3 separate regions of the Mus musculus genome follow, and regions 1 and 2 are each linked to region 3. Evidence: chromatin loops called from intact Hi-C (ENCODE). Cell type or tissue: left cerebral cortex. All regions are shown on one strand.

Region 1 (2,500 bases), 130 kb after region 3:
AAATGTATGCGCCAAAGGGAGGAGGCAAAGGGCAGAAATAGAGAGACAATGTTAAATAAAAGACAGGTGAGGAATGGAGAAGACTTGAATTGAGAAAAGGAGAAAAAAAAAGCAAAAGATTAGAAAGAATGAAAAAACAGAGGAAATAAAAACTACTTCTCAATATTAAGATGTTTAAACACAATGGGATAAATTTACAAAAAAATTATTAAGAAAACATAAGAGTGTTTTAAAAATCCACTATATTGGGGGTGGAGGGATGGTTGTTATTAAGAGCAATTCCTGTTTTCCCAGAGGATCCAAGTTTGGTTCCTACCACTCATTTCTGACTGCTTAGAACTACAATATACACACATGTATACACATAAATACACATACAAATAAATAAGAAATCTGGGGCTGCGGCGATGGCTTAGCTGTTAAGAGCATGTTACTTCTCTCTTGCAGAGGACCTGAGTTTGGCTTACAGCACCTGCATCAGGTAACTTATAACTGCCTGAAACTCTAGCTCCAAAGGAATCCAATGCCTCTGGCCTCCAAGGGTACCTATACTCACAATCACAGGCACACAAAAGCACATACTTTAAAGAATAATAAATGTTAACAAAAATAAATCTTTACTATTTGATGTATTAGTGGTTGAGTTAAAAAAGAAAACATAAGAGAGAAAAAGAACAAAAACAAGCAAGGAAAAGAAAAAATACTGGCCAATAGTGAAACAAGGAAGGTAAATAAAATCAGATGGCTATATGACAGGGAATAGCAATCTAATCATTTATATGTGTATATATATATATATATATTCATTCCAATGCCTCTGGCATCCTATAGTCATATACACATACTCACATACAGACACACACAAACACATAATTTAAAGAACAATAAACATTAACAAAAATATATATGTATGAATACACACACACACACACACACACACTAAAATCCCACTAAACATATAGTATAAGACTGGAAAGGAGCAACTTTCTTCAGGGTCCTGAAAGTCAGAGGCTATTGGTGGTATCTTTGGAGAAGTCCCATAAACCTGTGGGCTTTTGTCTTGTCAACAGTGTATACTGCTGACAGGTTTCTATTGGCCAAGTATCTGAGGGACATCTGCTGGCCACAGTTAGATGTGCAGTCTGTGGGCCGAGGAGCTTACCCTCACCCTTCTGGGAGAAAAAAAAAAAAAAGTACCTTTCAGTACTTGTTACCCTGTGGTATGATTATTGTTTTAGCTAGAATCTGTCTCACAAGTGTGAGAAAACATTGTTAACACTGAAGCCAGTAACTGTACTTTGAGTACTTCACGAGTATAACCCTGCTGGAGGTATGCAACAGCGGGTATCAAGTGCACCCCTGCACTTTTCAGATGTTTTTCAGACATGCAACAATGAATGATTGCTGTGGCTGCTGTCTGCTGGCCTTGGGCTCAGAGCTATCAAACTCCCGGGTTACTCTCAGCTCTTGAGACCTGCTGGCAGCCATTGAATTCAGGGCTACCTTTTCCTACAAACTTTTCTGTTAGAGCCAAGCTTGCCACTCGTATCCTTTGGCTGTTAGTCAATGCCTGAACTTCCTCTCTGGAAGAGATGTGGCAGCCGAATTAAGGCACCTTGACCTGTGGTGGCTCTCTGCTCTCTAGCCACCAGATAGCTCAATTTTTAACAATAGACAGCACCTAACTATTGGCTTCTGAGTTGAGTAAATGACAAAATGGCACTTGTCCTACGGGTTGACCAGAGGAAGGACTGTCTCATCAGGACTGGTATGTGAATTTGAGGCTTGTAGGATGGTAAGGTCGTCCTGATGGTAGGGCTGTCTGTCATTCTGGATTTTGTTTCAGGAGTAGCTTCGGCTGTGAGTATAAAGTGCGTCTGGCTCACTTCTATGACACTCAATTCTTTTTGTTGTTGTTGTTGTTGTTTTTTTTTTTTTTTTTTTTGGTTTTTCGAGACAGGGTTTCTCTGTATAGCCCTGGCTGTCCTGGAACTCACTTTGTAGACTGAGTGCTGGGATTAAAGGTGTGCGCCACCACGCCCGGCTATGGCACTCATTCTTAAATGTTTGCACACTTCTTGTACCCTTTCCCTTTGTGGAGTTCTTTCTCTTTCTCTCTCTTTTTTAAAAAAAGAATTATTTATTTATTTATTTTATGTATATGAGTACACTGTAGTTGTACAGATGGTATTAAGCCTTCCTGTGGTTGTTGAGAATTGAATTTTTTCTACTCGCTCCAGTCAACCCCACTCGCTCCGGCCAGCCCCACTTGGTCTGGGTCAACTTTGCTCACTCCGGACAACTCTGCTCACTCAGTCTCTGCCTGCTCCGGCCCAAAGATTTATTTATTATTATACATAAGTACACTGTAGCTATCTTCAGACGCACCAGAAGAGGGTGTCAGATTTCATTACGGGTGGTTGTGAGCCATCATGTGGTTGCTGGAATTTGAACTCAGGACCTTCTGAAGAGCAGTCAGTACTCTTACCCGCTCAGCCAT
Region 2 (2,500 bases), 560 kb after region 3:
AAGGCAGAGAGAGAGAGAGAGAGAGAGAGAGAGGCTCTAGAACAGTGGTTCTCAACCTTCCTAATGCTGTGACCCTTTAACACTCATGTTGTAGGGACTTTCAACCTTAAAATTATTTTTTGTTGCTACTTCATAACAGTAATTTTGCTACTGTTATGGACTATAATGTAAATATCTGTGCTTTCTGATGGTCTTAGGTAACTATCTGTGAGAAGGTCCTTTGACCTCCAAAGGGCTTGTGACCCACAGTTTGAGAACCACTAGTTTCCAGGAAAGTGTTAAGCTTTCTATTCAGTTTCTTTATACTTTTTATAAATTTGTTTAAATGCTGTGTGATCTAGCTGTCTGGAAAGAAAATCATCTATCTCCCAACACCAAGCATATAGAGAGGAATATTTGGCAAGTGGTAACAAGCCTATAGGAAAGAATTAAGGATGTTCAAAATTAAAATACAGAGGAAAAGAAACAAGAGGGAATTTCCTAAAACAAACAAACAAACAAACAAACAAACAAACAAAGTGTATAAAAGGCAGGAAAGAAACCCAAAGCTATGTAAGGGAACGCACATCTGAAATCTTATAACCTGGGAGATAGAGGTGGGCTGATCAGAAGTTTCAAAGTCATCCTTGGCTACACAGTGAATTTGAGATTAGCCTGGTCTGCAAGAGACCCTGTTTCATCAACAAAATTATTTAATTAATTAATTAATGAGGATAGAGAAAAGAGAAAGAAGACCAGGAAAAACACTTTAAGCAGAACACATGTCTATATACAGATTTGAGTTTATGCCTTATCTTTGTTTTAAGGGAGTCCATTGACATAACAAAAACATCCATTCTTTTTCTCTGGTACAGACAGCATAGAATCCCACATGGGAATTTAATTCATAGATATAAATTTCTTTTACACATAGATGAATTTTCAGAGCTACTCCTATGCATAATTTCTCAAAATAAATGATATGGCCAAGAAGGTACATTGAAGTACTCATATACTGGCCTCTTGTGGTTATACTTGGGATAGTGTGTAGTGAGTCTTATCACCACACACCTAACCTAATGTGAACCCTCTGTCTGCTTTCAATTAGGACCTTCATGCTATCTTCAGAGGGAGCAGAGAATAGCAGTCAGGGATATAGCTACTACCTCTTATGATCCTGAGACAACCATATCTCATTTCTAGCCCAAACTGAACATTTCTTAAATGATAGAAAAGGGAATATCAAATGCTGGAATGACTCCTTGTGTAACACTTTGCCCATTTTACCCTGGGCAGTTGAATAAGAAAATTCTAGAATAGTTTCTGGCCCACATAGAGTGATGAAAGTTTGTTTTTGAGCCTGAGTGCCAAGGCCTTAATGAGTTATGGTGGATACTGTAGTAGGAGAAATGTGGAGAAAAATTCAGAGTCTGTGAAGACACCAGCTAAACTAGAGTGAAAGATGTACAGAGAACAAAATCCCTGGCCAGCACTAGCTTATAAGAATTATAAGAACAATTGAAAGAACAATTATTAAACACTTAGTATTTGAAGTTCTTTTTTCAAAAAAATCAATAATTCATAATTTAATCAGTTTAATCTATAGAGTAACATACTATAGTCTCATTCCATGAGACTCTTTCAAACAAAATCCTCAGCTGCCAATTATTAAAGTCTAGCCACTGTAGTCAGGCAAAGAGAAAAAGAATACTGTTAAAAGTGCTACCGTCCTGATGCTCACAGCCAACCATTGGATGGCTGGGTCCGGATGGAGGAGTTGAAGAAGGGACTGAAGATGCTGAGGTGGGTTGCAGCCCCATAGAGGGAGCATCAGTGTCAACTGGCCAGACCCCCCCCCCAGAGCTACCAGGGACTGGACCACCAACCAAAGAATGCACATGGAGGAATCCATGGCTCCAGCTGCATATGTGGCAGAAGATGGCCTTGTTGGACATCAATGGGAAGAGAAGCCCTTGGGCCTGAGGGTGTTCGATGCCCCAGTGTAGGGGAATGCCAGGGAGAGAAGACTTGAGTGGGTGGTTGGGGGAGCACTCTCATAGAGGCAGGAGGAGGTGGGATGGGATAGAAGGTTTCTGAAGGGGAGACCTGGAAAGAGGAAAACATTTGAAATGTAAATAAAGAATCCCCCCCCCCCACAAAAAAGCAACAAAAAAAGTGTTGCCATCGCCAGGTAATTCTGGGTGCCCCTAAGCTCTGTCTCTCACACAGGAGTTTGAAAGCTTTGAGGATATGAGAATATACATCATTTTAAAACAAACCAGCCAACTGCTGAATAAATAAACAAACCCTGGATAAAAGAGATAAATACCTAAGAATAGTTACATATAGTTTCTACATCCTTTTGCTTCTGATAAAAACTTAGATATTGGAGTGCAGAAGGAATGGAGGAAGCAGGCAAGATAAACTGCCCATAAGAATGACCAGAAAAAGGCCTCAAAATAGCCATTCTAAATATGTTCACTGATAGGACATGAGTTGCTAGAACAATGAGTTAAGGCTA
Region 3 (2,500 bases):
TCTAGGCTGGCAGGATGGCTCAGTGGTAAGAGGTGCTTCACACTAAGCCAGGTGGCTCTGATCCCCAGAGCACACATGTTGGAGTGAGAGAATTTCCTGTAAATTGTTCCCCCTCCTCTAATTAATGTAAAGAGAAGCTTAAAGGAAAATCTTGATATTCATATGGATACAAAACCCAGAAGTACCAAAGCGTTTTTGAGCAAAAAAGGATCATAACACTTGATTTTTTTGAGGAAGGTTCTCTTTACAGAGTCTTGGCTGTCCGGGAACTTGTTATGTACACTAGACTGGGCTTGACTCCCAGAGATCTCCTGCTTCTGCCTCCTGAGTGCTGGGATTAAAGGTGTGTGACACCACACCTTGCCATAAAACCGGATTTTAAGATGTGCCACAGAGAAACAGGCAACACAAATAGTATTGAGAAGCTAAGTGTGGTGCCTTATACCTGTCACTCAAGTACTTGGGAGGCTGAAGCAGATTCCCTAAGAATTTGAGGCTAGATTAAGCTACATAGTAAGGTCTAAGCCAGTGTGAGCTATACAACGAAACCCTATTTCAGACAGACAACTCCCCAACACAATGCTTCATAACATGAACACAGAACTCCTCACACCATTAAAGAGTTAAACTCGAATAGACCAAGGACTTTAAAACTCTAGATCCTAAAACTATTAGAAGACAATATGGGGAAGCAGTTCCAGCTTTTAAGGGTAACCATTTCCCCAGATCACAGAAGGCAACGCGGGGATTGATAGATGGTGTCACATTCGGTTAAAAGCTTTACATGGCAAAGGAAGCCGCAGAGTAAAGAGCGAGCATACAGACATAGAAACATCTGCCAGTTACTCACCCCAGTTTAATATCCAAAATAGATAATGAACTCAAAGGCTTAGCAGCAAACCAGCAAGCAGCCTAATACAAATTGAGCAAATGGTCTGGGTAGACACTTCTCCAGAAAAGAACTCTGAAGAGCTGATAAAAACACAAACAATGCTCAACATGTCTGAAAATGCAGATCAAAACGACAAAGGATTGCAAAATATCTCAACACTGGGTTAAGAGGGGATTCATGACCAACCTCACTGGAGTGGTTGTAGGCTGGTGACACCTTCAGAGTCACAGGAGGAGTGGGCAAAGAACAGTTTGTTCTCCTCTCCTCTCCTGTGGCAGCTTGTTTTTGCTGTATTCTAGTCACTAGGGGGCAGCCTTCTACAGTGTGGACAGTGATCTGAGGGTCAGAGAGAATGTTGATGGGGAGAACAGACCTGGAATGAGCAGACAGTAGTTTCTAATGGGTGATCTTCAGGTGTTGGTGGACACAGAGCACAGATATATTTAGGGGTGATGATGACATGAGACAAGTGAGTTATTGCTGAACAAAATTCCTGAGTGTACTATGTATCTCTTCCTTCTCCTCCTTCCCCTCCCTCCTCCCCTTCCTCCCTTTCCCTCCTCCTCCTCCTCCTCCTCCTCCTCCTCCTCCTCCTCCTCCTCCTCCTTCTTCTTCTTCTTTTTTTTTTTTTTTTATTAAGGAACTGTCTCCCGTGGCATAGGCTAGCAACATCTAACTCCCCCGGTTTCTGAGAATGACCTTGCGATTCTGATCCACCTGCCTCCTATCCTTGAGGGCTGGAATTACAAGTAAGCACCACCATATCTTGTTTATGCAATGCTGGGAATTGAACATGAGGCTTTGTGCATGCTCGGCAAGCATGCTACCAGCTGAGCTGCACCTCCAGCCCCAAAATTAGTTTCTAAGCAGATCTCAGCATTTTCTCTGACAGATATGATTCTGTGGTTGGGGGCCTGACAGGCTAAGTCAGTGTGTTCTGTTCACACACTTACACACATTGAGAGGTTTATGAGCGTTCAGTAAACGGAGACAGTTCACACTTGTGCCTTGAGGTCTGTCACTTAGTAGGTACATAAACCTTTGCTGATGAATGGTGACTTTTAGTGAGCCACACCCTACCCATCTTCCCTGCAGAATCTCCCTCCTTCCTGAACATGCTCCTCAGGACCCTCTCTGTGGCATTGAGCCCCAGGCTCTTTGCATGATTAGAATTGAGGAAGTATTTGTGCTAGCTCGTGAGTGACATCTTGAAGTATCTACGGCACCAATGTACCTTGAAAGATGTCATTGCAAGACTGACTCTTAGTCGATGCATGACATATTCTGTAGTTCTTATGACCAAAAGAGAACCCACACCAATCCACAGGCCAGTGACCACCGAGATGGTGAACCCTTCACCTTTAAGCACTGTGAGAACACAAGCTAGCAGCCCAACTGAGAGCATCATCCTAGAGAAATGGGACCGTCTCCACACGCTGTGTGGACACCTGTATAAATCAATCTGCTCTTGCTGCAAGCAAGAGGCATTTCAATATGCTTCATACCAAATTACTTTTGATTACAAAGCTTATCCAGGAGCTAAATGCAGATTGCATCTAGGCATACTTCCTTCAGCCAGCTGTTGAGGGTTTTAAAGTGCAAGGGTTC

Evidence for each region. Hi-C counts contacts between places; a loop is a spot of excess contacts. Peaks named below come from ENCODE experiments on the same cell type or tissue, not always from the same donor. Only the 100,000 strongest peaks of a DNase experiment are listed, where the experiment ranks them.
Region 1: a loop joins it to region 3, with 16 times the contacts of the local background. A loop is called at or near these places in 18 of 42 quality-filtered maps.
Region 2: it touches region 3 in a loop (6-fold over the local background); 6 of 42 quality-filtered maps call a loop at or near these places.

Annotation. Positions count from the first base shown.
Region 1 is chr13:64,572,797-64,575,296 of GRCm38, forward strand. No RefSeq gene overlaps it. Among named protein-coding and RNA genes, the nearest start is that of Fam240b, 76 kb to the left of the region's middle. In left cerebral cortex, a CTCF peak has its summit at 1,120 (motif pointing left); a DNase peak (open chromatin) is centred at 1,132.
Region 2 is chr13:65,004,599-65,007,098 of GRCm38, forward strand. No RefSeq gene overlaps it. Among named protein-coding and RNA genes, the nearest start is that of Spata31d1c, 27 kb to the right of the region's middle. In left cerebral cortex, a CTCF peak has its summit at 1,010 (motif pointing left); a DNase peak (open chromatin) is centred at 996.
Region 3 is chr13:64,446,941-64,449,440 of GRCm38, forward strand. No RefSeq gene overlaps it. Among named protein-coding and RNA genes, the nearest start is that of Gm31218, 1.3 kb to the right of the region's middle. In left cerebral cortex, a CTCF peak has its summit at 1,197 (motif pointing right); a DNase peak (open chromatin) is centred at 1,212.